2 separate regions of the Homo sapiens genome follow, and region 2 is linked to region 1. A link is an interaction called in ENCODE POLR2A ChIA-PET data of the cell type or tissue named here. Cell type or tissue: HepG2. All regions are shown on one strand. Each heading gives the region's core, and the rest is flanking DNA. Links, peaks and the distances in the headings are about the cores only. Region 1 overlaps JAK1 (Janus kinase 1). Region 2 overlaps AK4 (adenylate kinase 4).

Region 1 (15,759 bases), core at 3,664-8,663:
TGCTATGACTTCAGAGGACAAAGAGATCATTCTAGCATGGAATTATTCCAAAGGATTCATAAGTCAGAGATCTAAGAAGGTAAAGGGAACAGATGAGCTCCATTCTAGGTGAAGATAAAGGTGTAATCAAAGGTAACAGACATTAAATCACCAAGCGAGTTCTGGGGACAGTAAGCACAAGACTTAAGCATTTCATGAAGAGAAGAAAACAAGACTTAGAAGGCAGGCTGGGGTCAGACTGACATGAAGTGAGACAGCGAAGTGGACAGAGATCTTGGAGTCCTAGGAACTGCGACCATATCCACTTGGGGAGCAAGCCCTAATCGTTCTAACTCTGTTGTCTCTGTTCTAACTCTGTTGTCTCTACCCACTTATCTCCCAAATTACTGCAACAATCTCCTGAAAGTTTCTGCCTTCATTCTCGTCCGCTTCTATTCCAAGTCTCTACAATGCAGCCAGTCTTATTTCTAGACTGCTAATCTGGAAGTATCATGCTCTAAAACTCTTTTATTTCTTACTCTCTTAGGTGACATGGCTTACAAGGCTACTTGTAATCAACTTCTCATGGCTCATCCCCATTTGTGCCCTGAACTCCAAACGTACTGAGTTACCTGCAGTTCCTGTAATCCAGCATGACTTTGTCCTCCAAGCCTTTGCTGTCCCCACTCATCCTTCAGTTCCTAGCTCAGGAATCATCTCCATCAAGGTTTCCCTGACTTCTCCCATTTCCCAAGTGAGGCGTTCAGAGAGTCCTGTGCTTACCTTTGGAGTAGCACTTACATCCTGCTCCCTAACTGTCTGTAGAATCATCTGTCTTCGCTGTCTTTGAGCACCCTGAGGGCAGGGACTGCAGCTGTTATCTGGGTACATACAACACCAAATAACAATGCCTAAGGCATGCCAGATATTCAATAAATGTCTGTGTAAGAAGCAAATGTTTAAACATTTCCTTCCCCAGCATGCCTTCTCTGACTATCCCCACCTCCTTCCAGAAGTACTCACCTAATCCATGCAGACACCATAGACCAAGTGCATTTATAAAACTGTTTTATAATATTAAATGTGTAGTTTATATGCCTAACAGAATTGCGAGGAATTATTTAACTTCTTATTTTCTATTCTCTCCCATCATGGTACCCACGAAGAAGCCCACATGCTTACTCTTCTTTCTAATGGAACACCATGCCCTGAGATTTCCCAGTGTGCTGAGAGTTGCGTAGGCCTGGAAAGATAAAGAAAGTCTAATACAGTATGTCAAGTAAGGTCAGCCAGCAGGTGAAAAAACTCAAAAAACCAACCAGATGTTGGTTTCTGTTACAGAAGAATCATTGACAAACTGTGAACCAAAACTTAGACACAGTTTTAAAAGTATTCTCTTACTTATAATTATAATGCCCTATAATGACATTTAAATTTTTAACTTATTTTTTAGGTGCACAATTCAGTGGTTCTTAGTGTAATCTCAAAAGAGTGCAACCATCATCACTATCTACTTCCAGAACATTTCACCACCCCAAAAAGAAACCCCATGTCACTCTCCATTCTCCCCTATCGCATCCCCTAGCAACCACTGGTCTATTAGCCTAGTCTAGACATTTCATAGAAATTGAATCATATAATGTGTGTGTCTGGCTTCTTTCACCTACACAATGTCCTCAGGGGATCCATGCTGTAGCATGCACCAGTGCTTCATTCTTTTTGTGACCAAATAATACTCTATTGTATAGGGCATTTACGTTTTTTTAAATATTATTTTAGAGAAATAAAATAGGGATGATGATACTCCTTAATCTTAAAAATCACCATAAGAAGCCAAAATAATATTATCAGGGGTGTATTCTTTATCACAGTTTTCTAATTTAATCATTGTGAGGTCAATGGAGTCTTCACTTCCTCAAATGAGGAAACTGAGGCTCAAAGACATTACATAATTTGCCAAATGTCATTGTAGCTAGTAAGCAACAAAACCAGAACTGATGTGTATTTTACTCCCTTTAGTGCTCTTCTCAGCACGATACATTTCTAGAACTACTTCATGGTCCCAAACAGCCTCCTCAGCACTAAAGGGAGTAAAATCATCAGTCCTGTCATTTGTGCCATAGATGTTAAGACAGACAGCAGCATCTCTCTGTCAATCCGAGGATAAAGGATAGAGGGAAATGTTTCAACCCTTCACTCACCCACTTGCTCTCTCAACAAAGAGTTGTTGAAAAACCCCTATGTACTATGCCCTGCACAAGGATCTGAGTATATAACATGAGCACTGGGGACATGGTGCCTTTACTCATGAATTTGTGAGAGAGAGAGAGAGAGAGAGAGAGAGAGAGAGTGTGTGTGTGTGTGTGTGTGTGTGTGTTATGGCATGTTAAGATGGAAGAGACTTGAGAACATTTAAATAATAGGAAGAAGGGAGTTAAAGGATAAAGGTAAGGACAGGGAAAAGGATTAGCTACTAGCCAAAAGTCAGAAGAGGGGAGTGAATGGGCACCAGACCCCAATACGCAGTGGTGGAAGAGACAGCTGATTGTATGCCATTGTCCTTCCTCTTCTTCAACAGTAATTTTTAGCTGTGCACAAGAATGCTCACAATAGTGACTACAATTGCCAGCTTCCTTTGCGGCAAGATATGACCATGTGAGTAAGTTTGGCCAACAGGATAAAAGCAAAAGTACTGTGTGGCAGCTTCTACCCTGGAGACCACTGTAAGGTCTTTGCCCCGTTTTCTTAATTCCTTCTCCTATCTGCAGCCTAGAATATGGATGCTGCCAACATGGTTGGTAAGGACAAAGAGACAGAGTTTTGCTCTTGTCACCCAGGCTGGAGTGCAATGGCATGATCTCAGCTCACTGCAACCTCCACCTCCCAGGTTCAAGCGATTCTCCTGCCTCAGCCTTCCGAGTAGCTGGGATTACAGGCATGCACCACCACGCCTGGTTAATTTTTGCATTTTTAGTAGAGACGGGGTTTCACCATGTTGGCCATGCTGGTCTCGAACTCCTGACCTCAGGTGATCCACCGGCCTCGGCCTCCCAAAGTGCTGGGACTACAGGTGTAAGCCACCGCATCTGGCCCAAAGTCTGTAAACTTTTTATTACCTGCTCCAAAACTCACCCTAGCTAGCACATCAGCTGTAAAGAAAGCAGCCCTCATGGCATGGGGACAGAGGGAGCAGAGCAGGGACACAATGAAGACTGGAAATGTGTAATTCTCTGAGCCTGTTCAAGGTGAGCTTCTAATACAAATGAGACAATGAAAGATACTAGTATTGGTGAGAGGACAGGAAGCCTAGTGGATAAGTGCACAAGGTTTAGAATCACATACCTGGGTCCTAATTCTGGCTTTTCAGTCAGGAGGTATGTCAACTTAGACATGTCTCTAAATCTCTGAGCCTTAGCTCTTTTATCTACTAAAATGGGAATAATACTAGCTCCAATCTCTTAGTGCTGATAGCATCATAAAGTCTTTGCCAGGGATAAAACGACTATGTGGCTGCTGCAGTGACTATTACTGAAAGACACTTCTTGTCATGAAAGTTATGTTAACATAACCCAGCTGTGTTGTAATCCACACATCTGACACAGGGTCAGAAATAATGTCCAATCTATCTTTGTCCTATAGATTATCACAATCAAGCTCTAATTTGGGACCTCTCCATGGCACATTCCATGCTCTTAGGAAAGTTAATGACTTGACTACAAGTTCCTTGAGAGCAAAAACAAGATCATTCTCTCTGCAGCCTCAAGACATAGCTAGTTCAGTGCTCTGAATCTAACAGGTATATATTTGTTCAGTAACATTTACTGAGACACTACTATGTGTCAGGCACTGTATTAGACACTATGGTTCTAGTAAGGAACAAAAAAGACAAGGTTCTTTAATATAGAAACAGATATAATTTTTAAATATTGATTTAACGAATCAGAACCAGAAAATGTCACAGTCAGGAGTGACACAGTAATTGATTAATTCATTCAACCTGCTCATACTACATATGGGAACACAAACCAACAGAAATGAAGTATCGCATTCAATTTGAAGGTAAGAATTAAATTAGCATTCCCAAATTATGTTTTCTGGAATCTTGTACTTCTGTGCAATGATAGTAACTGTTCTATGTACATATCCTTCTAAAAAGAGAGAGAAGGAAAATGAGGGTCCATAGTGAAAAAATTGGAGAAACACTGGTTAAACATAGTTAAATAATATTTTTAACAGCAAGAGCTCTTAAGCCTTTCATAGTTAATAAATGCAGTGAGTCTCCAACTCCCAAAAAAATCATCAGACCAAGGCACTTCTTTTTTAATGGAATATACATTTGGAAAAGTCCGGATCAGATGTTCTCTATGCTCTCTTTCATTTCTCAAATTCTATAGATTTATCTGACAGCATCAATCTCAGAAGACTTTTCTTCTTGGGTAGATGACTTAATATACCAGATTCTCTAGAAAAGGCATTCATTCACATATATTCACATTCCCCACACACATATATACACACACACACACCCTATAAAATTGGATAAACACAAGCATGGGATAAAATCTAAGATTTCAATATAATAAGATTAGACTAAAACAGTGTTCATAAAAGTAGGGGAGAATGAGCCATTTTTGCAATTTTACCTTCAAGCAGATATTCCAGAAGGTAATGCCCGGAAAAAGTTATATTTACCTACTACTCAACAACCCAAACACCTGGGAAAAATCCTTGCAATTCTGATAAAACAGGTAGGCACAAAGAAAATAACCCAAAGAGGGAGAGAAAATATGGTCACCTAGGGAACAGTGGAGGCCCCTTTCCTCAACTCCCTCCCAAATGATCCTCTGCCTTTATTTGCCTCGGCCTTCTTGTTTTTTCCCCTTCAACCCACTTGATCTTCCTGTTCTCATCCCACATCTTTCTGCAAGTCTTCTCTAGGAGCTGGCTACAGGGTCTTCCCAGAACAGAGCCCACAGTTCAGGAAACCCTGCCTCATCTCCAGTGCGAGGACGGTGACAGAGAAGGGGCAGAGCAGACTGAGATGAAACAAGTTCAAACAGCTTACGAAAACCTGGGAATCCAAGCAGATATCTGTCCACAAAAGCAGACAACGTCAACTGTATCCGATTCACATTTAGAATGCATACATGTTTTTATAAATGTACATAGCTCTACATATGTCAAATATCAGTGTTAAATTTTTTTAGTATGAGAATCCTGTTAAAGGTAATAGCTCATGGATCCTACTGCTATATATATTTCTGGACTAATAAAGAAAGAAATAATCGTATTGAAAGCAGATATTGTACAGTAGGCCCCCTGTAAAATTTCCCAAATACCCTCCCTGTCTTCACTCCCTTAAATCCCACATTTACACATCTACACATTGGGAACCTCTGCCATATAACAAATTTGCACGCACCTCACCCAATCCCATAAAATAGACTTTCAGAAGAAAAATCAAGTGAAAAAGTGATTTATCCATGTAACCTCCCTTACTCCTATATTTAGTCATGCAATTAAGCACTAAGTTGTTTTTGATGTGTGTTTATGTGTACCTATCTCACATGATCCCTACAAACAACCTAAATGAGGAAAAGAGGTCAGGTTCCAGCATTCTCATTCTCAGAGGCCAGAGGGAGCTCCCCCACTTCTCAGTCTCCAAATGTCGGTGGCCCAAGGACTCAGGCCTCAATCTTCACTTTTTCTCTATCTACTGAAGTGATCTCACCCTGTTGCATGGTTCAAATGCCACATGCATGCCAACAATGTCCAAATTTCTATCTCAGAACTCCGATCTCAAATATCCAACTACCTTGGGAGGCCAAGGTGAGTGGATCACTTGAGGTCAGGAGTTCAAGATCAGCCTGACCAACACAGTGAAACCCCATCTCTACTAAAAATACAAAATTAGCTGGGCGTGGTGGTGCATGCCTGTAATCCCAGTTACTTGGGAGGCTGAGGCAGCAGAATTGTTTGAACCTGGGAGGCGGGAGCTGCAGTAAGCCAAGACTACACCATTGCTCTCCAGCCTGGGCAACAAAAGCAAAACTCCATCTCAAAAAAGAAAAAAAAAAAAAAATCCCAACTACCTCTTCAGCATCTCTACTTGGAAGTTAACAGGCATCCAAACCATCATCTATATAAAAAGCAACCTGGAATTCCCACACCATCAACACACACCTCCTCCCTCCTCCCCAGCATTCACTCTCTCAGTAAATGCCAGTATTCACCATGTTGTAGAAGCAAAACCCCCCAGCAGTCAGTCTTGACACATCTTTCTCTCACATCCCACATCTAAACCATCACCAATTCTATCAGCTTTAGCTTCAAAATATGTCCCATATCCCACGATTTCTCGCCACCTACACTGCTACTACGCCATTCTCAGTCACTATCATTGTCTTAACATAAGCATCAAGAAGGCAGGGCTGTGACAGTTTTGTTGTATCTGCAGTGTATGACAGACAAAGCTCAATAAGTGGTGAGTGAATACATAAATATTGACACAGAGAGGTGATATGACTCATAGAGCAAGTAAATGGCAAAAGCCAGGTCTTGAACCCAGATCTTTAGAAATATAGGGAAGGACTGTTTCTGCTATTCCACACTACCTCTTAAAGCTTTAAAGGAAAAACGGAGGAGTGTATACTACTACCTTTCATGCCAGTGCATGTTTTTCTTTTTCCTTTTACCACTATCTACCCACTAAATGCACATACTCAAAACTCCTTGTCCAGCAGACTTCTCTTAACAGTGAGGAGAAGCACAAAAAAAAAAAAAAGAATATTTATGGATCCAAAGTACAGTAAACTTTCCAGTAATGCCTTTATAACTGGGTTTGTTTTGGTAAAACTGTATTTGTAAAAAGAGAAAAGATGATAGGGAGGGGAACAATTCAGATGCTTCCACAGCCTAATTCCAGTTCTGAAATGAAAATAACAGTACATGGGGTTGGAAGTGGAGGTGTTTCTAAGACATGGAGATGTATGCATACGTTCTATCTAAATATACTTACATATTCCTCCTGGCATCCTTTAGGGAGGAATAGCTATTAGAAAATGAAAAGGCTGGGTTCTGAAAGGTTTTGATTCTGAAAGAGAGAATAACATTGTTCTAGCACAATAAACTTCTGGGCTTTTCTCAGACCTACAGCAAAGTAGAATTTAGAAAAAGTGCTGGACCCGTTAAAGGCTCTGCCATAATAAATCCTTTCACCTCCCTGAGCCCAGGTTCAATAAGACATACAAATAAGATATGTTTGGACACACAGCGGGGAACATCACACACTGGGGCCAATTGGAGGGTGAAGGGTGGGAGGAGGGAGAGGATCAGGAAAAATAACTAATGGGTGCTAGGCTTAATACCTGGGTGATGAAATAATATGTACAACAAACATGCATGGCACAAGTTTACCTATATAACAAACCTGCACATGTACCCCTGAACTTAAAGTTAAAAAAAACAAGATGTGTTATGAGTGTACCCTCAGCCCTGACATGCCAGGATCTCCCTAATTTTATAGGTGGAGCCCCTGAAAGGACACAGAAGTTACCTCCAAGTGTAATAAAACACATACTACTGAAACGCACATGTCTCTTTACTATCAAGTAATATGGACTACTAAAAAGCAAAGTAGACCCAGCTCACACCAAAACTGTATTCATTAATTGAAATACAATTATGACTCTTAACTCTGTTATTCTCACTAGCCTAAACACTTTTAAATCATATTTTTCGAATATGGAACTTGAGACATGCTCACAAGTGTATAGAGCATTGTACCATCTGTCCAAAAATGAAACTGGTAAAGAAAAAAAAGTGACAAAGTAGACTACTGACCTCCTTAACAGACAGAACATTTCAGACACTTTAGGAATACCCATTTATCTCTAAATAGTATTGGTAATATAAAGAGAAGTCAAGTCAGTACTGCTCAGGTTAGAACTTTAATGCACTAATCACAAGTAATTCTTATCAAATTCTTAAACATTAAACCTCTATTAAGCCATATATAAGGCTTATAAGGCTAGTTTTTCTGGTACTTACTCTCACGGCAGTGACCCTCTCAAAATGATGCATCTATTCAGCTCTATCCTTATTCATCTCAACATGATATGGGGCTCTCTACTGAGCCACCATTTCCACTTGTGCCATTCCTTTTTACATATTCTACTGTGCAGCTTTCAATATGTTCAGGCAAGTCTTCCTTCTCATTTGTTCCAATTAGTAAAAGTTTTACTACGTAGATTGAAAAATATATATATTAATTATGTTTTACTTAAATTAGTGCTTTTGGGAGAAGGTCCCAAAAACCCCAGAGCAGAAGCAGATGGTTAAGTCTTCTATCTTGCCTAGTCTTCAGGTTTTTATTCCTTTTACTAGTAAAATAGTATTTGAATAATCTTAATCAGATATTCAAATTGCTGTATTTCAAGCTTGTTAAAATGGAAGCATATGCCCACAATTTTTAGAATATACTGTGTGTATGTTCATGGCAAACATACACACACACACACACACCCCTTGTTAAAATAAAGATTCAGTGTACACTGTATTTATGAATATAACCTCTATGCATAGGAGAAACTGTATAATTAGAGGCAGTCTTTCTCCAGCCCAGAAAGCAAGCGAATACTAAATTCCCAGGCCAGGTCCCAGGTCTCAGAAAGCTCTATCATCAAAAAGCCCAGACCCAAGAAAACACTACTGGCAATATAACAGACACAGATAAGTGGTTGCTGAGTGAAAGAATGAATGAATGAATGAACGAACGAACGAGCTAATTACAAAAAGACAGAAGAACTGAGATTCTACTGCTACTGCTATCTAGCATTATGCTAGCTATCCGCCACATTTTTATTTCTCCTTCCTACCAAACTATCTGGATGCAACGTAAGGCATTCCAATCAGATGTGATGTTTTCTTTTGTCTCCAAATTACTGCTTGGTATTTAATGGTGTATCTCTTTTCCTAGTTTTCGGGAAGCTTGTTAGCAGCAGTTGCTGCTCACAAGAGCTGCTGACAGGGAAGCTGGCACGTGCACCCCATCTGGGCCGTGGTGAAAGAGGGGCTCAGAGGCAAGCACAGCTGAAAGCAGGTGGGGGCGAAATAGCGTTTAGTAGAGGGGAGCAGATGATGTGGAAAGGAAACTAGCTTGTGATCAAAGGTTTTAGGATGGAGGGGAGAAGAGGACAAGACAAGGAAAAAAGGATAGCTGGGAAAAATGACAAAGAAACAGAAAGAGATGGAGGGAGAGACAGTGTCACAAGAATTATTCAGAGAAAAGAAAACAGATCTTCTAGGCCAGGCACAGTGGCTCCCGCTTGTAATCCCAGCACTTTGGAAGGATGAGGCAAGAGGATCTCTTGAGGCCAGGAGTTCAAGACCAGCCTAGGCAACATAGTGAAACCCCCTCTCTCCAAAAAAAAAAAAAAAATTTAGCCAGGTGTGGTGGCACATGCCTGTAGTCCCAGCTACTTGGGAGGCTGAAGTGGGAGGATCACCTGAGCCTGGGAGGTCGAGGCTGCAATGAGCTGTGACAGCACCTCTGCACTCCAGCCTGGACAACAGTGAGACCATCACACAAAAAAATAAGACAGGGTCTCAAAAAAATAAGACAGGCGCTTGCTCTTATTCCCACCTGCATACACTAAGTGTTACCAATCATTTGTCCAAGAGGTTAATAGGCAACATATGGAGGTAATTTGCTCTCTTTAGCCCTGTTCTGGTGGGAGGTGACCTCCTCAGTGGGATGGTAGACCAGAGTATATTCTTTATTGACTCTCAGGCAGTATAGGTCTCTGTACCACAAAAGCTTGTGCCTTCTAAATTTCAAACAATTTCATGAAAATAATGTTGAAACTATGATACCATCTTTATATTCGTTATTTATTTAATCTTTAACTTAACCCACAAGATTCCAAGGCAGTTTATAAGAACACATTGAATAAAACAGAAATACGTATTTTTAAAATCCAGGACTAAGGAGATTGTAATACGGGACAAAAAGTCAAGGCTAGTGGAAAGTTATTTGTAGTCTACTGCTTTCCACATAGACATTAAGGATGGGCTACGAATTTGGCTTTGAGTTTCCTAGGGGTCAAAAAAAAAGCAGGGGAGAAACATGATCAAATGCATTGCTCTCGTTGTCAAAAAAGGGAAAAGAAAATGTTATTTGAGGAATGAAAAGTTTTTCTGATGGTAGTTCTTAAATTTCTCCGGGGGAAGAGGGAGATTTGAAATTTCATCTAGAGCTTTTGTGGTCTTCCCAATTACTTTGAAGAGTTAACGCTGTACTTAGAAATATCAACATATGGCCAGGTGTGGTGGCTCACGCCTGGAATCCCAGCACTTTGGGAGGCTAAGGCGGGCTGATCACTTGAGGTCAGGAGTTCGTGACCAGCCTGGCCAACATGGCGAAACCTTGTCTCTACTGAAAATACAAAAATTAGCCAGGCATGGTGGCGAGCGCCTGTAGTCCCAGCTACTGAGATTACAGTAGGAGACTGACGCAGGAGAATAGTTTGAACCTGGGAGGCAGAGGTTGCACTGAGTCGAGATTGCGCCACTGCACTCCAGCCTGGATGACAAAGCAAGACTCTGTCTCAAAAAAAAAAAAAAAAAAAATCAACATAGGGCATTTAGATTCCAAAACACCAAGTCAGAACATCAGCAAACAAACTGTACTCTTCATTTTTAGTGTACTTCCACAAAGCCATTTCCCGCTGGGGTTCCTCTGTCCTCTGCCTGCACTTCAAATTTACTTTCTTAAGATGCACCAACCAAAATGGGCAATTAGAATGTTTAAAATGCTAATACCATGATAAACAAGAAAATTATTCAGGAGTGAAAAAAAAAAACAATTATTATCTACTGACCAATGTAGTTGGAGAGATGAAATTCACATAAAATTGAAGAAAACTACCAGAAAGCATCTAAGAAATACTTATTTGGTGAGGGATTTGGGGCCACAGGAATGAGGCCAGAAAACCTTCCTACTTCGAAAGATTAATAGTAAACAATAGATGGGTGTTATGAATACAGGGTGACCATATAATTTATCAGCCAAACTGGGATACCTGAGAGTTAAAGAGTGTGCTATCAATAATTATACCCAACAACAGGTGTAAACTGGGGCTGCCCCAGGCAAACAGAGACATATGGTCACTCTCTGTGTTCATCACAGCTTTACATTCCTATCACATACATGTCCTCATTACACCCCCAACAATATCATGCCGGATAGAGGCCAATAACATTGTCTCCGTTTTACAGATATGTAAATACATGCCAAAAAGATGACTGAAGTAACTAACTCAGGTTTTGCAAAGAGAAGTATCTGAGCTGAGACTCCACGCAGGTCTACTGACTCCTAACCCAATGCCCTTCCATTAAATCATCTAAGTAATGACCTGGACCCAGTCAAGTATCCATGATATGCACCTAGCTAAGTTCTTTCTCCTTTCCAGTAAGAGCAATAAAAGTTGAAAACATTTTCAAATGTCAGGAGAAAATATCTACCTTTCAGTTTTAAATCCAAGCATAGCTAGGTTCATATTTTGATTATTTTACATTTCTAACAGGACTTTGTTCCTGATTTCACAATTTTCTGTTATTTCATTTCAAATGATCTAAATATAGGCAAGGATCCTAGACAACAACAACACAGATTCATGACAGGCTTAAATTCAAAACTCTCATAAAATTTAATTCCATTAATTCAGGCTCTCCAATAATCTTCCTCTGTTTTCTGACCCCTATGTCATCATCTGCCTTACATTAAATAGCAAATGATCAGGAAATGCTTTACAGAATTATTAGGTAATAAATGGTCACTCCATCGAGTAATTCTCAAACCCAGCTGTGTATCAGAATTACCTGGGAGCTTTTTAAAAATATATGAATTCCAATCCTTACCCTACATCCATCAGGGTCTCCGAGGCTGGAACCCAGAGTAGACAATTTTTTGAACTCTCCAGGTGATTCTGAGGCCCATCTGTTCTAATGTCAATCCAAATCTGACCCACCCAAGATTTCCAAGGTAGACACAGCTAGCCCCTGACTCACTAGCAACCACAGTTATGTCATTCTACTCTCTCCTTTGCAACCCACACATGATTTCTTCTTACTGATTTTCTTTTTCCATCCTCTACAGTGCAGTAGCATCCTGCATTGACAGGCAGTTAAGGGCATACACATTGCAATCAGAAAGCTGTGGGGCAGATCCTAGTCACTCCTTTCAAGACCATAACCAACGTCTTCTAAACTAGTCTATGTCAAAAGATAGTAATGGTCACGATCATAACACCAATAATAAAAGCTGATATTTGCTAAGCACTTACTATGCCACTAACAATGCTAATCACTCTACATGAATGATCTCAATTGCCACATTAACCCTGTAAAGCAGGACTACTCTCATCCCCATTTTACATTCCGGGAGAACTTTGCCAAGGTCATACTGCTGGGAAGCGGCAGAACAACAAAAAAAGGTCCATTTCTGAAAGGTAAACCACTTCTTGTAAAAGTACTTCTAAAAGGAATCAGCAGTCCTTCTGGAACATGAAACATTTAGGCTTTGAAGATGCATCAAAGGTAATTTTTTCCAGTGTGTGATTTGGGGCTTTGCTGATTGGCTGGCTGGAAAGAAACTGGATTCAATGTTTCAAATGCAACCTCATACCCCAAATATTTATTACTCTCTAGCTGTTCCACTGGATAAGGTAAAATGAGCTTCCACTTAGATCTGTTTAATTGGTAGGGTGGCCATATACATATAAAAATTATATATAAGTTTTTTTGAGACAGGTCTCACTCTGTCACCCAAGCTGGAGTGCAGTGGCACAATCTTGGCTCACTGCAATCTTGGCCTCCCAGGCTCAATGCTGAATCCTCCCACCTCAACGTCCAGAATAGCCGAGACTACAGGCGTGCACACCATCACGCCTGGCTAATTTTTCTATTTTTTTGTAGAGACAGGGTCTCGCCTTATTGCCCAGGCTGGGGTGTCCATATAATTTACTGTACCAACTAGGAGATATTAAAACATCAGGAACTATTCATAACTATGCTGGGAAAATAGGAATAGGCATATACTGGAACATATGACCACCCTACTGACAGCAGAATTCAAAGACAATAAATGGCAAGTGAACTGCCATGGACTCACTCAACACCATGGCTCAATTTCACTCAATAAATAATTTTTGTGTGCCTACAATGTGCCAGCCTCTGTGCTAGAAATTGGTCATACAATGATAATAATTCCTATGAACCAGACACTAATAGAACTGACTAATCATTCAATAGTTACAACATGATAAGCTTCGTATTAAGGAGAAAAATCAAACTGCAGAATAATACATATGGCAAGATTCCATTTGGGAGGGAGGGAGGGAGGAAGGGAGGAAGGAAGGAAAGAAGGAAGGAAGGAAGGAAGGAAGGAAGGAAGGAAGGAAGGAAGGAAAGAAGGGAGGGAGGGAGGGAGGGAGGGAGGGAGGAATTGAAAGGAAGTGTGTGGGAGCAAAAATAATCTTCTAACTCCATATAAGGGTGGATCAGACGAGGTTTCACAGAGAATGTCCTGGGGCTGGGATTTGCAGAAAAATAGATATTAAATAACAGAAATAGGTGGGACTGGAGATAGCACATTTCTGGCAGAAATAAGAGCACAAGTTTGAGAGCATGTAGTGGTCCTTTCACAAAGTGCACATTGGTGCACTGGAGGGTGCGTTGGGGGGTGAGTGGCCAGACATGGGGCTACAGCAGTGGACAGAGGCAGGCGTGGTCAACCCTCTAGACCATGCTGAGTAGCCAAGACTCTACAATGCAGGTTAGAGGAGGCCAGTGATTGTTGATTTTGAGAAAGACCAATGTCAGGTCATTTTGAGAGCAGCTGACAGAAGGCAGAGACCAGCAGTTTGGAAGCAACTGCAATGGTCCAAATAAAAGATGATGTTGAACCAAACACTATGAATCCCCTACCTCAGACAAGGGGCCAGGCACTAGGGATTCAAAAATAAACACGATCTACTCGCTGCCTTATGGAAAGTGAGGTTAAATGAAGAGGGAACAATTTTAATATAAGAGAATGACCATAGATGCTTCAAATAAAAGGTTTAAGTTAAACAATGGAATGCTTCTGACTCTAAACACTTTGAGAACTGCTAAAGAAAAAGCTAACACAAAGTTTAGAGGTTGTAAAGTCCCAAAACAACGAAATAAACAGCTGAGGAGAAAAGAACCTTTCTGAGACAGAACTATCCAAGGCTGACCTCTTTTATTAAGTGGTTGTAAGGATAACTGGGAAGTATCTGGGCAAATACATGGTTTTGTTTTGTTTTTTTGAGACAGAGTCTCATCTGTCACCCAGGCTGGAGCGCAGTGGCGTGATCTCAGCTCACTGCAACCTCTGCCTCTGGGGTTCAAGTGATTCTCCTGCCTCAGTCTCCTGAGTAGCTGGGATTACAGGTGTGCACCACCATGCCCGGCTAATTTTTGTATTTTTAGTAGAGATGGGGTTTCACCATGTTGGCCAGGCTGGTCTTGAACTCCTGACCTCAAGTGATCCACCCATCTCTGCCTCCCAAAGTGCTAGGATTACAGGCATGAGCCACTGTGCCCAGCCAAACACATGGTATTTAAAACACAACTATAACTATAGTATTGCAACTTGGGGAACGTGTGATGGGTGGGTCTTTCCTCAATACAAGATAAGGCACAACACTATTTAATAAAAAAAGCTCTCTGATTTTTTAAGTCTGATCCAACTTCAAATCCCACTTACTAGCTATGTGACCTTGAGTCAATTATTTTACCTGCCTCTCTTCACTATAAAATGAGAATAACCACATATATACCTTATAGGATTGTGAAGGTAAATGAGGCAGGATTCCCAGCTAAAATGGCAGATTGAACAGAAATACCCAATTTCACTCCCTTCTGAAACTCCACTAAAATATAGTACATATTTTTAAAATATATAAAGTAGTATAATAAATACAGCATGGCTTTTCTGTTTAAGACCAAATTCACAAATATGTAAGGGGAAAAGAAGAGGAGAAAACTACAACTTTGGAAACTGGAAAGTAGTTGGATATGTAAAAAAAAAATTGACTTCGATAATCCACAAATACTGAATCCCAAGCTGACAATGGCAAAAGCTGATAACCAAATTAACGTATACCACAGAAGTCTCCAAAGTCACAGGAACTGGAAGGAAGCACCAGTAACTGGGGTGAAGAAAGAGGGCCAGAGAAAGGTGTTTGAGAAAAAGAATCCCGTTGGCCACTCCTCTGCCCCAGCAAAAGTCTAGACCAGCACTGTCCAGTAAAATGGTCCACAATAATGGAAACGTTTTGTATCTGTGCTGTGTCCAGTACGGCAGCCAGTCACATGTGGCTACCAGGCATTTAAAAGATGGCTACTGTAACTGAGAAACCGATTTCTTAATTTTATTAAATGTTAATTTAAATTTAAGTGGCTACCATGTGGCTAGTGACTATTTTATTATAAGGAAACACATATCTAGAGGTTTAGTTTCTGGAAAGGATAAGACAAAGGGTCCTGTAACTAGAGATGTCAGGTGAAGCATGGGAACCTCTGGGCACGCAGAAAGACGGCATCTGCACACATGCTGAGTGCTGGGGGCCAGGATGCTACAGCCTTCACCCTCTTCCCTGCAGCTCCAGAAATGCTGGCAGCCAGTCCCTAGCCCTCCAGGTGAGAGACTGGAATACTGTCTTCTGAGGAATGTGACCATCTCACCAGGACTGACCT
Region 2 (15,759 bases), core at 3,936-8,935, 250 kb after region 1:
TAAGTCTGCCTTAGCCACATGTACATCTGAATCTTTGCACATTCTTCCAGTGGGATTTTTTTTCTTCTTCTTTTTGAGACATAGTTTCACTCTGTGACCTAGGCTGGAGTGCAGTGGCATGAACACGGCTTACTGTGGCCTTGATTTCCCGGGCTCAAGTGATTGTCTTACCTCAGCCCCTTAAGTAGCTGGGGCTACAGGCATGCACCACCATGCCCGGATAATTTCGTATTTTTTTGGTAGAGTTAGGGTTTCTACGTGTTGCCCAGGCTGGTCTTGAACCCCTTAGTTCAGGCAGTCTGCCCGCCTCGGCCTCCCAAAATGCTGAGATTACAGGTGTGAGTCACCATGCCTGGCCAGGATCATTTTTTAGAAGTAGTTTTTTCTGATCAAAGTCATGCCTTGTACAAAATTTAGAAAATATAAAACGGTAGAAGAAATGAAAGCAGCAAGTAAAAGTTACCCTTAATTCCTTAAGGGTAATTTAAGCAAATAAATTAAAGGTGACTGTCTTAGGTTGTGTGATTAGGGAAGGCCTCTCCAGGAGGTGAATGTCCTCATTCATACCGTAAACAATGAGCTTGTGATGATTAGGAACAGGTTGTTCCAGGAAGAAGGAACAGCAAGTGCAAAGGCCCTAAGGTGGGAATTAGCATAGCGTGTCTGAGGAACAGAAAGAAGTGGCAGTATGTTTGGAGCCTAGCAAGTAGAAGGGATGTGGAAGTAGGTCAGGTCAGAGAGACGAGCAGGTGCCAGATCAGGTAGAGCCTGGGGGATCCTGGTAAGGATTGGATTTTATTCCAAGGGCACTGGAAAGCCAAGGAAGGGTTTTCCATAGGACAATGACATGAAAAGATTTACTTTCTAAAAGTTGATCTTTTGCCTGCTGTGTGGAGAGGTGACTCAGGTGAGCAAGAGGGAGACCAGTATGGATGAGGAGAGTGGCCTGTGGTTTGAACTTGTTGGTGGCAAAGGAGGAGAGAAATAAAGGGATTTGGGATATATATGAAGGCAGAGCTGACTGGATATAATGAATTGGTTGTGAGAGGTGATGGAGAGAAAGAAGTCTACAATGAATCCTAGGGTTTTGCCCTGAGCGCCTGCCTGGGTGAATGTGCTATAGGGTTGAATGAACTAGAATGTGTCTAACCAATCTTTTGTGGAACATTTGGGTTATTTGCATACTTTGCTGATTAAGAATGCCCTTGGAAGAGCACATGCATGGGCTAGCTCCTTCCTTTTATCTTGTTGCACTCCTGACAGCAAGATGGGTCACCAGCAGCTGTACTGGAGCCACTGCTGAAAATTCAGCCAGGGTTCTCGCTCTTGTCGCGTCTGTTCAAACCGGCACTGTCTGATCCAGAAATGTGGCCTCAATACGTGCTGCCAGTGTTTCCGTCAGTACGCGAACGATATCAGTTTTATTAAGTTGGACTAAATGATCCTCCTTCAAAGGATTATCCAAGGCATCTACCCAATACAAAACCACGATAGTTCTTTGTACATAAAATAAACATTCAAACAAAGAACGCTCTTACAAATGTCATTGTGTACAAATCACTGGACAGATATACTTTCTCTGGGATAGGTTTCTAGGAATGAAACTACTGGCCAAAATAGAACTTAAATCATAGGGAGAATTTTTTTTTTTTTTTAAGACGTAGTCTTGCTCTTGTCATCCAGGCTGGAGTGCAGTGGCGCTATTTTGGCTCACTGCAACCTCTGCCTCCCAGGTTCAAGCAATTCTCCTGACTCAGCTTCCCAAGTAGCTGGGATTACAGGCGCCCACCACCATGCCCAGCTAATTTTTGTATTTTTAATAGAGACGGGGTTTCACCATGTTGGCCAGGCTGGTCTCGAACTCCTGACCTAGGTGATCCACCTGCCTCGGCCTCCCAAAGTGCTGGGATTACAGGTGTGAGCCACCACACCCGGCCGACATAGGGAGCGTTTTAAACGTAGCTTACAAATATTCACTCAAGTTCTTGGTAGTTTATAGGTGCTACTTTATTTGTGTACTTTTTGGCTTAATAAATGTTTCATTTAGGCCAGGAGTTCGAGACCAGCCTGGCCAACATGGCAAAATTCTGGCTCTACTAAAAATACAAAAATTAGCTGGGCTTGGTGGCGTGTGCCTATAGTCCCAGCTACTTAAGAGGCTGAGGCAGGACAATCGCTTGAATCCAGGAGGCAGAGGTTGCAGTGAGCTGAGATTGCGCCACTGTACTCCATCCTGGACGGCAGAGCAAGACTCTGTCTCAGAAAGTAAATAAAAAAATGAAAAATATTTTATTTAGGTATGGATATATGTAGCATACATATAAACTGATTTTCTGATTATAGAAATAATATGTATAAGTTAGCAAAAGTTTATAAAGATGAAAACAATCACTTGTAATTTACCAACTGGAAGGAAAAGTCACTGCTAATACTTTTTTTTTTTTTTTAGATGGAGTTTTGCTTTAGATGGAGTCTAGCCTTGCTCTGTCGCCTAGGCTAGAGTGCAGTGGCGTGTTCTCGGCTCTTGGCTCGCTGCAACCTCCACCTCCCGGGTTCAAGTGATTCTCCTGCCTCAGCCTCCCAAGTAGCTGGGATTATAGGCACTTGCCACCATGCCTGGCTTAATTTTTTGTATTTTTAGTAGAGACGGTTTCACCGTATTGGCCAGGCTGGTCTCGAACTCCTGACCTCAAGTGATCTGCCCGCCTTGGCTTCCCAAAGTGCTGGGATTACAGGCATGAGCCACCTTCCACACACACACACATAGATTTTGAGTTACATTATTATTGCATTGTATTATAGTATTACTGTTTTGAAAATTGCTTTAACAATGTGTCATCTAGTATTTTCCAATTTTGTTAAATACTGTTTTTTAATGTGAGTTAAGTACTCATGTATAATTCCAATATTCAAATATAATTTGTTATTCCATTTTTACTTTTGAAAAGGTAAAAAGGTACATGCAGATAGTAAAATTTTCAAATAATACACTAGGAATAGAGTGGAAAGTTTCATGCCTATCCCTGACTCTTGGTTCCCCAGTTTCTCTCCACAGGGGTATCTGCTTTTAACTTTTTTTGGATGTGTATCCAAAGATTTTGTCATATATCTATAGCATTTATGTGTGTATAGCAGTGCCTCTTTTTTTTAATGTACACATTTGTTCTTTGTATTGCACTTAAGAAAAACTTAGCAGTAAAGCTTAGATAGTGGTTTCCATCAGCATGTATCAGTTTACTTTATTCTTTTAAAAAGATATCTGCATTATTTTTTATTGTACAGATATATCATAGTTTATTTAGCCTTTCTCTTACATTTTGGCCTCAGGTCCTTTTTAACACGTTTGAAAATTGAGAACCAAAGAAGCTTTGTTTATGTGGGTTACATATATAGATGTTAAATGGATTTGAAATTAAAATTTAGAAAATTTGCCGGGCTCGGTGGCTCATGCCTGTAATCCCAGCACTTTGGGAGGCTGAGGCGGGCAGATCATGAGGTCAGGAGTTTGAGACCAGCCTGACGAACATGGTGAAACCCCGTCTCTACTAAAAATACAAAAATTAGCCGGGCGTGGTGGCACATGCCTGTAATCTCAGCTACTCTGGAGGCTGAGATTTACTTGAGAATTGCTTGAACCCGGGAGGCGGAGGTTGCAGTGAGCCAAGATTGCCCCACTGCACTCCAGCCTGGACGACAGGGCGAGACTGTGTCTCAAAAAAAAAAAAAAAGAAAGAAAATTGAGAAAATTTAAAAATATTAATTCATCAAAATAACAATAATCCACTGTATGTTAACAGATTTCTGTGAAAATTAACTATTTTCCAAAATGAAATCTAATGAGAAAAGTACTGTTATTTTTGCACATTTGCAAATCTTTCTGGCCTAATAGAAGAAAACTTTATTGTCATATCTGGTTCTTCATTCAGTCTTTGGTGCTATGTTGTTTTGGTTAAAGTATTTGAAGAACATCTGGCTTTATACACATGTAATTAAAGGGGAACTCATGGACCCCTGAAAAGGTCTCATGGACTCACAGGAGTCCTGGGACCACAATTTAATCAGTCCCCTGTTGATTGGAATTCAGGTTATTTATAGTCATTCGATATACAGAGCATGCTGCACTGAATGTCCTGGTAAATGTGTCTTTCAACAAATGTTTGAGTGCCAGGCAATCTTGGCTTGTGGGATGCAAAGAGGTGAAACAAGGTCTGTTCCTGAAGGAGCTGCTGTTTTTTGGTGGAGGCAGGCAGTCAGACAGGCAAGCAAACAAGAAGAAAATAACACAATTGGGCTGGGTGTGGTGGTTCATGTTTGTAATCCCAGCACTTTGGGAGGCTGAGGCTGGAGGATTGCTAGAGACCAAGTGTCCAAGACCAGCTTGGATAACGTAGCGAGACCTCATCTTTACTAAAAATAATGTAAGAAAATTAGCTGGGTGTGGTTTTACACACCTGTAGTCTCAGCTACTCGGGAGGTTGAGGTGGGAGGATCACTTGAGCCCAAGAGGTTGAGGTTGAAGTGATCTGTGATCATGCCACTGCACTCCAGCCTGGGCAACAGAGCAAGACCCTGTCTCTGAGAAAAAAAAAAATTAACTGAGGCTGCAAGATGTGCATGCTTACAGAAGAGGCAGCTAACCCAGCATTTAGGAGGAGGTGAGATTTGGGAAGGCTTTTTAGAGGAGGCGATTCCTGAGCTGAGTTTTGACAAATGAGTACAGCTACAAAAAGATGGCATGGTCATTGTCACAGCATACCTGAAACTCCTCTTGTAGAGTTTGTTTATGGTCCACAAGAGGTCCTTGCTTTTATGGCTTGGCCTTACCTTTTCTATTATCATTTTAGTCCGCATCCATCTCTAATGATATTGTCAAAGGAAAGGGTTATCATGCCTGCCCCATATCACCTTTCCAGCCCTCATTGCTTGTGCTTGCCTTTAAGATATACATACACATAGTGGCATTGTAGTATATGCATTTAAACTTCGGCTTTTAACTTCTGGAACTGAAGGATGGCAAACAATCCTAAAACTAGTAAATTGGGCTTCAAGCTGTTAACTATAAATTCACCCATTCTGAAAGGCATGTTGAATTACCTGTTCCCTTCAAAATCTACCAAGTAAATTGTTAAATGGTATTATATTATGCTAGTCTGCTCTTTAACAATCTGTATTGGTGCATATTGTGAGAAGGTTTAAGGAGTTGGAAATTTTGTAAGTTTTTTAGATGATGTACTTTCACAATGGACAATGAATCAGATATTTCAACCATGTATTTTCCTTTAGCAAACTAGATTTTTTTTTTCTTTGAGGCGGAGCCTCAGTCTGTTGCCCAGGCCGAAGTGCAGTGGTGTGATCTTGGCTCACTGCAACCTCTGCCTCCTGGGTTCAAGCGATTCTTGTGCCTCAGCCTCCCGAGTAGCTGGGACTACAGGCTCCTGCCACCATGACCTGCTAAATTTTTTTTTTGCATTTTTAGTGGAGACGGGGTTTCACCATGTTCGCCAGGCTGGTCTTGAACTCCTGACCTCAGGTGATCCACCTGCCTAGGCCTCCCAAAGTGCTGGGATTACAGGTGTGAGCCACTGCACCCGGCCCAAACTAGATTTTTTTTAAAAAAGCATGAGTAGATAATAGAGGCTTTTGGATTACTCTGTGTATTTTACCCCCTCCACTTGATGTTTAAGCTCTCAGGTTGGCCTTTAAGACATAGTACAAAAGGTCTTGTTTGTACAGCTTCATGTAGTTGAATTTAAATGGCTGATGTTATATTTTAACAGTCTCACCTCTAAGTTCTGAGAGTTTTTGTACTAGTTAAACAACAGATCCAGGAGCAAGCATCCCTTACTTAGCCAGACAGATAATACTGAAATAATGCAGAGTCATTCTTGTTTATCATCTAACTTCCAAGAAGCTAGAAATCAACTATTTTCTGATCTTCAGCACCTTCTGTCTGGGCAGCAGTAACCTGTAACCCTGGCATTTTATAATTCTTGTGACTTGGTCATAACCAACATTTGCAGGGGGCGAAGCAACTGCCAGGCCCTGGACTGACTAATGAATGCAAATTATCTCTAATTCCCACACAGATCTCCAGAGCAGTTTTTGTTATATCATTTGCTTTACAAATAAATAAATGGCCTCAGAAAGGTTGAGTAACTAACTTGGTCAGGTACAGTGGCTCACGCCTGTAACCCAGCACTTTGGGAGGCCAAGGCGGATGGATCACTTGAGCCCAGGAGTTAGAGACCAGCCTGGGCAACATGGCAAGACCCTGTCTCTACAAAAAATAAACAGAGTTAGCCAGAGTGGTGGCGCATGCCTGTAATCCCAGCTACTTGGGAGACTGAGGTGGGAGGATTGCCTGAGTCCAGGAGGCTACAGTGAGTCTATAGTGAGGCTACAGTGAGCTGTGTTTGAGCCACTGCACCCCAGTCTGGGCAACAGAGCGAAAACCTTCTCAAAAAGAAAAAAAGTTGGCCGGGCGTGGTGGCTCATGCCTGTAATCCCAGCACTTTGGGAGGCCCAGGCAGGTGGATCACAAGGTCAGGAATTCGAGACCAGCCTGGCCAATATGGTGAAACCCCGTCTCTACTAAAAATACAAAAATTAGCTGGGCATGGTGGTGTGCGCCTGTAGTCCCAGCTACTCGAGAGGCTGAGGTACAAGAATCGCTTGAACCCAGGAGGCGGAGGTTGTAGTGAGCCAAGATCGTGCCACTGCATTCCAGCCTGGGCAACAGCGCCGAGACTATGTCTCCAAAAAAAAAAAAAAAAAAAAAGTTGAGTGACAAATATGTGGCTTCAGAAAGGTTGAGTAACTTGTCCTAAGTCAAACAGCTAGTTAAAGAGAAACTAGCGTTCAAACCTGGGGCTCCATAGCTAGGATTAAACTTCTTCCCATTATGTCGTGCTGACATCTGAGTACTCTAGAAACTAGTGAAATACTCATGTCTTATAAATGCCATGTAGGGACAGTGTGTCTTAGTCTGTTTGTGTGGCTATAACAAAATACCTGAGATCAAGTAATTTATAAACAACAGAAATGTATTTCTCACTGTTCTGGAGGCTGGGAATTCCAAGATGAAGGTGCTGGCAGGTTTGGTGTCTAATAAGGCCTGTTGACTGCTTCCAAGGTTGCACCTTGAACTTTGTATTCTCACATGGCAGAAAGGATGGAGGAGGAAAAGGGCTAAAGGCCACATTAAGCTTCTTTGATTTTATTTTTTCTAATTTTAAAAATTTTCCACTAGAGACAGGGTCTCACTTTATTGGCCAGGCTGGTTTTAAGCTCCTATACTCAAGCAGTTCTCCTGCCTCAGACTCCCAAGGTGATGAAGCCTCTTTTATAAGACACAAGACTTAAAACAAAAACACAAAAACAATAAATTAAGTTTTTTTTTGGAGATGAGGTCTTGCTCTGTTGCTCAGGCTAGAGTGGAGTGGTGCAATATTGGCTCACTGCAGCCTGGAACTCCTGGGCTCAAGCAGTACTCCTGTCTCATCCTCCAGAGTAGCAGGGACTACAGGCGCATGCCACCACACCTGGCTAATTTTTAAATTTTTGGTAGAGACAAGGTCTCACTATATTGCCCAGGCTGGTCTTGCATTTCTGGCCTCAAGTGATCTGCCTGCATCGGCTTCTCAAAATGCTGGAATTACAGGTGTGAGCCACCACACTGCAGGGGAGGAGCCCTTATGACCACTTAAAGGCCCCACCTCTTAATACTATCACATTGGTTATTAAGTTTCAGCATATGAATCTGGGGGGCACGTTCAGACCCTAGCACCATGGATAGCAGGGAACAAGTATGCTGAGGCTCAGAAGGCCCTTTAAGGGTAGGATAGAGGGATGTACTTTTTGTTGTTGTTGTTCTGTCCCTAAAACATTTTTTTTTAAAAAACCTAAAAAAGGAAGCACTGACTTCCTCCTCCCATGATCAAAAGGACCAAAGGGGGTCAAAAATAGAAGCCATTTGGTTGTGAGGAGGTAGAAATTGCTTTTCATCATAATGGTAAGAGTTCAGGAATAATGCCTGAACTTGGTGTTATTTTATTATTCATTTGTCCCATTTGTCACATGTCCCAGCATTAGGTATGGGGAGGCGTGCAAAAAAGTAAAACTTGTTCTCTGTCTTTGAGGTACCGACAGTCTAGGGTTTGAGCTCTGAGTTCTACATTACGTTCCCAGGAGGCATGGCGGTGCGCATGCATGCAGGTAGAGCATGGGGGTCATAGACAAGGCAGCAAGGAGTGCTTTGTTCACATGTACCTTTTGCCTGTAATGCCTTTCACACTTCTTTAATCTCTCGAAGTCCATTTCTACTCTCATTGCTTCCATGAAGCCTTTCCACACCTGTTGCAGCTACAGGTCATTTTCTTCTCTAAAATTCTCTCATACCCATTGGTACCTTTAATTTGTTATTCATTATCTCTTGTAAGATGTTCTATTTCATAATTTCAGTTATTGTCTGTTGCCATTTGAATAGTAATTTTTTTTCATGACGGTTCAGTTCAACTAATGTTTTAATAGGCTATAACGAGAGGAGAGGAGACAGAAAAAAATAAGACACCTCATATACCTTATGCCTTGTACCTGATATCTTCTGGAAGTACTCTAAAGAAAATGAGATAGTACAGTGAGGAAGAGTGGGAAGACTACTTGAGATTGTGGCGTTAGAGGCCTCTTTGAGGAGGTAATATTTAAGCTGAGCTCTGAATAAGGGTAGGAGTCAGGCGTGTGAAGATTTGGTAGCAGGCCGGGCACGGTGGTTCACACCTGTAATCCCAGCACTTTGAGAGGCCGAGGCAGAAGGATTGCTTGAGGCTAGGAGTTTGAGACCAGCCTGGGTAACAGAGTGAGACCCCGTCTCTATAGAAAATAAAAATAAAGTTAGCTGGACGTGGTGGTGCAGGCCTGTAGTCCCAGCTACTGGGAGGCTGAGGTGGATCACTTGTGCCCAGGAGGTGGAGGCTGCAGTGAGCTATGGTCACACCACCGCACTCTAGCCTGGGCGATACAGTGAGAAGTGTCTTAAACAAGAAGATTTGAGGCAGAGGAAGCAGTATGTGGAAAGAGCCTAATATAGGAGTGAACTCTCAGTAAGTGGAGAGGATGCGGGAGGAGGCTTGTATCTTGAGCACTGTAAGTGGGGAGGAGATGGTAGAAGCGGAGGCTGGAAAGGTAGGTATAGGGCCTTGAGGCATGGCCAGGAGTTTGGGCTTCATTGTAACTGGATGAGAATCCATGGAAGGTTTTCAGGTTGTTACTTTTATTTTTTATACGTAACAGCTATACTGAATATAAAATTTGCATACAGTAAAATTTATTCTTTAAAAGTGTACAACTCAGGGCCGGGCGCAGTGGCACACACCTGTAATCCCAGCACTTTGGGAGGCTGAGGCGGGCAGATCACAAGGTCAGGATATTGAGACCATCCCGGCTAACACGGTGAAACACCAACTCTACAAAAAAAAAAAGTGTAAAAATCAGAGGTTTTCCTATATTTTACAGAGTTGTAAAACGATCACCACTATCTAATTTCAGAACATTTTCATTTCTCCAGAAAGAAACCCTATACCCATTAGCAGTCACTCCCCATTTCCCCCTTGCCCCAGCCCTAGGCAGTTACTACTCTAGTTCTGTTTGTATGGATTTGCCTATTCTGGATAGTTGTATGTTAATATATGTGACTTTTTGTGTCTGGCTGCTTAGCATGTTTTCAAGGTTTATCTATATTGTAGTGTGTATCAGTACTTTATTCATTTTTATTGCCAAATAATTTATTGAATGGGTATACCACATTTTGTTTACCCATTCATTCCTTAATGGACACTTGGGCTGTTTCCTGCTATGGGACATTTGTATGTAAGTTTTTGTATGGATGTAAATGTTCATTTCTCTTGGGTATATACCTAAGGATAGCAATACAGGTTCATTTGGTAACTCGACGTTTAATAGTTTGTGGAAGTGCCTGTTATCCAAAGCAGCTGCATCATTTTACCTTCCCACTAGCAATGAATGAAGGTTCGTTTCTTCTCATCGTCAACTTTTACCTTCTGATAAAAGAAAAACTTCAGCCAAGTTTAATTGAGCAATGAATGATTCACGAATCGGGCAGCCCTCAGAATCACAGCAAATTCACAGAGACTCCAGTACAGCCACATGGTGGAAGAAGATTTATAGACAAAAAAAGAGAAATGACTACAGAAATCGGAAGTGAGATACAGAATGGCTGGATTGGTTACAGCTCGGCATTTGCCTTATTTGAACACAGTTTGAACACTCAGCAGTGTATGAGTGGTTGAAGTATGGCCACTGGTATTGGCCAAGACTCAGCTATTGTTATAGTCACATACTCCTAAATTAGGTTTTTAGTCTTATCTACCTAAGCCAGGTTGCAGTTTGTCCACAAGTGTAACCTCCCGATGGGCTCACCTTGCCTGCTGCCTAGACAGAGCGGATTTATCAAGACAGGAATTGCAATGGAGAAAGAGTAATCCACGTAGAGCTGGCTGTACGGGAGACTGGCGTTTTATTATTACTCAAATCAATCTCCTTGAGCATTCAAGGATCAGAGTTTTTAAAGATAATTTGGTGGGTGGGGCTTGGGAAGTGGGGAGTGCTGATTAGTCAGGTTGGAGATGGAATCATAGGGGGTGGAAGTGAGGTTTTCTTGCTGTCTTCTGTCCTTGGGTGGGATGGCAGAACTTGTTGAGCCAGATTATGGGTCTGGGTGGTGTCAGCTGATCCAGTGAGTGCAGGATCTGCAAAATATCTCAAGAACTGATCTTAGATTTTACAGAGTGATGTTATCCCCAGGAGCAATTTGGGGAGGTTTGGACTCTTGGAGCCAGAGGCTGCATGACCCCTAAACTGTAATTTCTAATCTTGTAGCTAATTTGTTAGTCCTGCAAAGGCAGACTGGTCCCCAGGCAAGAAGGGGTCTTTTCGGGAAAGGGCTGTTAATCAATTTTGTTTCAGAGTCAAACCCATGTACTGAATTCCCTCCCAAAGTTAGTTTGGCCTACACCCAGGAATGAACAAGGGCAGCTTCAAGGTTAGAAGCAAGATGGAGTCGGTTAGGTCTGATTTCTTTCACTGTCATAATTTCCTCAGTTATAATTTTGCAAAGGCGGTTTCACAAGGACTCAAATACTGAAGTATGGAGTCCTTCTCAGGTCATATTTAGTTTGCTTTAACCACCCCTCCCTCCCTACCTTTCTCTCTCTTTCAATTTTAGCTACCCTATTGAGTATAAAGTGGTGTTTCATTGTGGCTTTGATTTGTATTTCTCTGAGGACTAATAATGCTGAACTTCTTTTCATATGCTTACTGACCATTTGCATATATCTTCTTTGGAGAAATTCCATTCAAATCCTTTGCCCATTTTAAAATTGGCTCATTTGTCTTCTTGTTGAATTCTTTATATATTCTGGATACAAGTCACTTATCAGATATATGATTTACAAATATTTTCTCCTATCCTGTTTCACTTCCTTGATGGCTCCCTTGGAAGCACAAGTTTTTGATTTTGATGAAGTCCAGATGATCTATTTTTTCTTTTGTTGCTTATGCTTTTGGTGTCATAGCTAAAACACCATTGCCTAATCCACAGTGTAGCCATTGTTTTTAAACATGGGACTGACATCTGACTCACATTTTGAATAGATCACTCAGGCTATTTGGAAACTGGGGTTGAAGGTTCTAGAGTGAAACTAGGGAGAACAGTTAAGAGGCTGTCAGTATTGACAGACAAATGGGTAGACTTTAAACTTATTAAGCACTTGTAAAATCAGTCTATTCCAAAAGCATTTTGTTAATCAGAGTAAGAAATGGTCTCTACCTTCAACAATTTACAAGATAAAAATATACTCAATTATTTTATAAAGCAAATTATATTGAGTGCTATAAAAATAGGAATGAAAACACTTTTTTAAGAACAGTAGAGAGAAGAGTTACTTGTATGAACTTTTATTAAGTTCATTTAAAAAATCTCTAGTGTCTAACATACCTTGCTTAATAGTTGTTTGTTATACCTCTGGACAAAAGAGTTAGAGGGCTTTGGGAAAGATGGCATTAGAACCGAGCCTTGAAGGATGAGTAGCAGGTGGAAACATGTGAAAGCAGGGTATTTTTGATGTAGGTATCATGTCTATGAGTAGACAATTAAAATTAAGGGAACTTTGTGAGGTGAGATGACACACACCACACCTTTTGTCCCAGCTACTTGGGAGGCTGAGGCAGGAGGATCACTTGAGCTCAGGAGTTCAAGGCTGTAGTGCATGATGATCCTGCCTGTGAATAGCCACTGCGTTCCAGTCTAGGCAACACAGGGAGATCCCATGTCTGGAAAAAAAAAAAAAAAGGAACCTTCATTGAAATCTAGAGTTGGAGGAATTATATGTAGAGTTGGAGCTTACATGTAATTCCAGATTGAGTTCCTCAAACTCCTTTTGGTGGCTGTTACTCGTAGCAGAGTATGATGTGGATTGTAGTGGGGGAAAACTGGAGCACAGCCAAGATGGTGCCACAACAGTTTAGATGCGGTCTAGGGTAACAGTAATGGATAAAAGGGGAAGTGAGAGGAGTGGGGGTAGTGATGGCAGTGTCTGATAGGACTGTAGGAGAATGGTGGGCGGGGCAGAGCCAAGTGCTGCCCTTTGAAGGGGTGAACTTGAATGACTGTGCCAGGAAAGTAGTCCCATTTAACACAAGGAGGGCAGTCCAGGCATGAAGAGGATAATGAGCTTAACATACCTGTGAGAAGTTTCAGGTGGAGGTATCTGGTGGCCTTCGGCACAGCAAGTGGTAGGCACAGGGAGTTGGCTATATGCTGTAGAGAAAATATAGGTGGGCTTTAGAGGCAGGCATAACTCTGCCTCCACCTTTTACTGGCTTTGTAAACTTTGGGGGAAGTTAATTAAACTTGATTCCTGAGGGTCAGATGGGGTCGTCTGTGTAAAATGCCTGGCAAGTAGGAGGCTTTTCTCTATTGTTTGTTCCCTTCTTTTCTGGAGTCCTAATGCTTTGATTTCATTTATAATCTTCCTTAGTGAATGTGGTGCTTTGAATGGAAGCACAATCCAGTGGGATTTAAGCTGTGTGTGTGTGTGTGTGTGTGTGTGTGTGTGTGTGTGTGTTTACCACCCAGCAGAGGCTACACTTGCTCACTGTTTGTAAACCCCCTATTAGTTGTGCTGTCCTTCTATTTTCCCTTGGACTTCTCTTGTGTTCAGTCTTGTCCAAACAAAAATATTTGCATTAAAGTTATGTGTGTTCCTCATTTGGAAGACTCCTTGAATCCATAATTGCTTTTTAAATTTTTTTTGAAATAGTCTTGCTTTATCTCCCAGGCTGGAGGAGTACAGTGGTGTGATCAAGGCTCACCGCAGCTTCAACCTCCCAGACTCTAGCAATCCTCCCACCTCCGTTTCCCATGTAGCCAGGACTACAGGTGCTCAACACCACACCACCAATTTTAAAGTTCTTTTGAAGACGGGGGTCTCACTATGTTGCCCAGGCTGGTCTTGAACTCCTGGACTCAAGCAGTTCTCCCACTTTGGCCTCCCACAGTGTTGGGATTACAGATGTGAGCCACTGGGGCTGGCCATACTTGCTTTTTAAGAATTGTGTCATCTTGGCCAGTGCAGTGGCTCACTCCTGTAATCCCAGCACTTTGGAAGGCCAAGGCGGGCGGATCACTTGAGGTCAGGAGTTTGAGACCAGCCTGGCCAACATGGTGAAACCCTGTCTCTACTAAAAATACAAAGATTAGCTAGGTGTGGTGGCTTGTGCCTGTAGTCTCAGCTACTCAGAGGGCTGAGGCAGGAAAATCACTTGAACCTGAAAGGCGGAAGTTGTAGTGAGCCAAGATCACACCACTGCACCTCCAGCCTGGGTGACAGAGAAAGACTCTCTCAAAAAACAAAAATAGAAACAAATTATGTCATTGTTAAGAGGGGCAGTTTTCTAAGTTTTCCTGTAGGTCTAATCGGATGGATTTTTTTTCAGGATCTTTTAATATGCTGGGCTGCTGATATATCTGATTCAACTTCTGGTCTGCTTTGTTTTTTGAACTCAGCTGCTTCTATATTTTTTCTTCTGCATAACTGGTAGAACAGCCAATGTAGTCTACAAGAGAGCTATAAAATATTGATTGCATATATGAGTACAGTTTCCCAGTTTTCTTAAATGGTAACTATAAATACTGTCTCAGGACATAATTTAGTTTTTCCAAAAGGGAGATAGATTTTTTTTTTTTTACACTTGTATTACTTTAGTGGCTTAGTTTAAAAAAAAAAAAAGATCAAGGATCTAGCTTGGAGCACAAAAAAAATGCAAGATCTCCTTTCCGTGGAGCTCAGTTCTGTTTTGGTTTTCTAGGGTTCTTAGAGACTAAACACTATGCATAACAATGAATGTGTTAATTTTAATGATTTGTTCCATTTCTTAATGTCTTAGAATTGGAAGGGATTTTTAGTCATTCTATCCAAGTGGCCATTCTGTGCTGGATCCATTCTATAGCAGCTGACAGCTAACTCGCCTTCTCTGGAAACAGGCTCTTTCATTGCTGGACAGGTCTAATTGTTGGAAGATTTTTTTTCCCCTTATACTGAGATGAAAGCCAGCCCCTTGAAACTGTCATCCATAAACTGTCATCCATTTGTCCAACTTCAGTCTTTTGTTGTCACATAAATTAAATCCGCTAGCTCTTCAGATAATTGAAAATAGTTGCTAGGCAGCACTTCTCTGACTTAAGTTGTCTTTTTTTCCCCAAGAAAAATAGCCCCAGTTCTCTCTACCATTCTTCCCATATCATTTCTAATTCTTTTTCAGCCTTTCACCATGACCCTTTTAAACTGCAATGACCACCACTAACAACTGGTTAAGTGTGGTAGAACCACTGTAGCTTTAGTAGGTTACTCTGCATATTCTTTTTTTTTTTTTTTTTTTGAGACAGAGTTTTGCTCTTGTTGCCCAGGCTGGAGTGCAATGGTGCGACCTCAGCTTATTGCAACTCCGCCTCCCGGGTTCAAGCTATTCTCCTGCCTCAGCCTCCCAAGTAGCTGGGCTTGCAAGCATGTGTCACCATGCCCAGCTAATTTTGTATTTTTAGTAGAGACGAGGTTTCACCATGTTGGTAAGTCTGGTCTTGAACTCCTGACCTCAGGTGATTTACCCGCCTTGGCCTCCCAAAGTGCTGGGATTACAGGTGTGAGCCACTGTGCCTGGCCCTGCATATTCTTTTTGTTTGTTTTTGTAAAGATGAGGGTCTCTGTTATGTTATCTAGGTGGGTCTTGAACTCCTGGCCTCAGGTGATCCTCCCCCGTCAGGCTCCCAAAGTACTGGGATTATAGGCATGAGCCACCACATCTGGCCTGCTCTCCATATTCTATTCTCTTTCTAAATAAACACATTATTTGGAAAGTATTTCTGAACATTGTCCTGCAGGGCACACTGTAGCTCAGCCTCATAAAAGCCTACCTACCATATTTGAGGGTGCATACCAGGGCCGTTTCAGAACGTACCAGCTACTCCAGGTTACTCAAATCTGTAGTCCTGTCCTTTGAGTTGGGCCAGAGATTTTCTCCCTTGGCTTATGCTGAAGAATAAGATGGCTATCTAAAATTAATGGCAGGACAAAAATGCTGGTAGCATGGTGGAAATAACACTTAGCCTAGGCCAGGTGTAGTGGCCCATGGCTGTAATCCCAGCTCTTTGGCAGGCTGAGGTGGGAGGACCACTTGAGGCCAGGACTT

Evidence for each region. Peaks named below come from ENCODE experiments on the same cell type or tissue, not always from the same donor. Only the 100,000 strongest peaks of a DNase experiment are listed, where the experiment ranks them.
Region 2: POLR2A ChIA-PET joins it to region 1 with 7 read pairs; 1 of 35 experiments calls an interaction of 5 or more read pairs at or near these places.

What each region holds. Positions count from the first base shown.
Region 1 is chr1:64,900,256-64,916,014 of GRCh38, forward strand. All of the region lies in intron 1 of JAK1 (Janus kinase 1), which reads right to left. Among named protein-coding and RNA genes, the nearest start is that of JAK1, 58 kb to the right of the region's middle. RefSeq lists an enhancer at 15,651-15,759. In HepG2, for the core only: a CTCF peak has its summit at 5,642; a DNase peak (open chromatin) is centred at 6,456.
Region 2 is chr1:65,153,213-65,168,971 of GRCh38, forward strand. All of the region lies in intron 1 of AK4 (adenylate kinase 4), which reads left to right. It also overlaps the pseudogene RPS29P7. Among named protein-coding and RNA genes, the nearest start is that of AK4, 13 kb to the left of the region's middle. RefSeq lists an enhancer at 312-813. In HepG2, for the core only: no CTCF peak of the experiment used is centred there; DNase peaks (open chromatin) are centred at 5,719 and 6,815; H3K4me3 peaks cover 825 bases.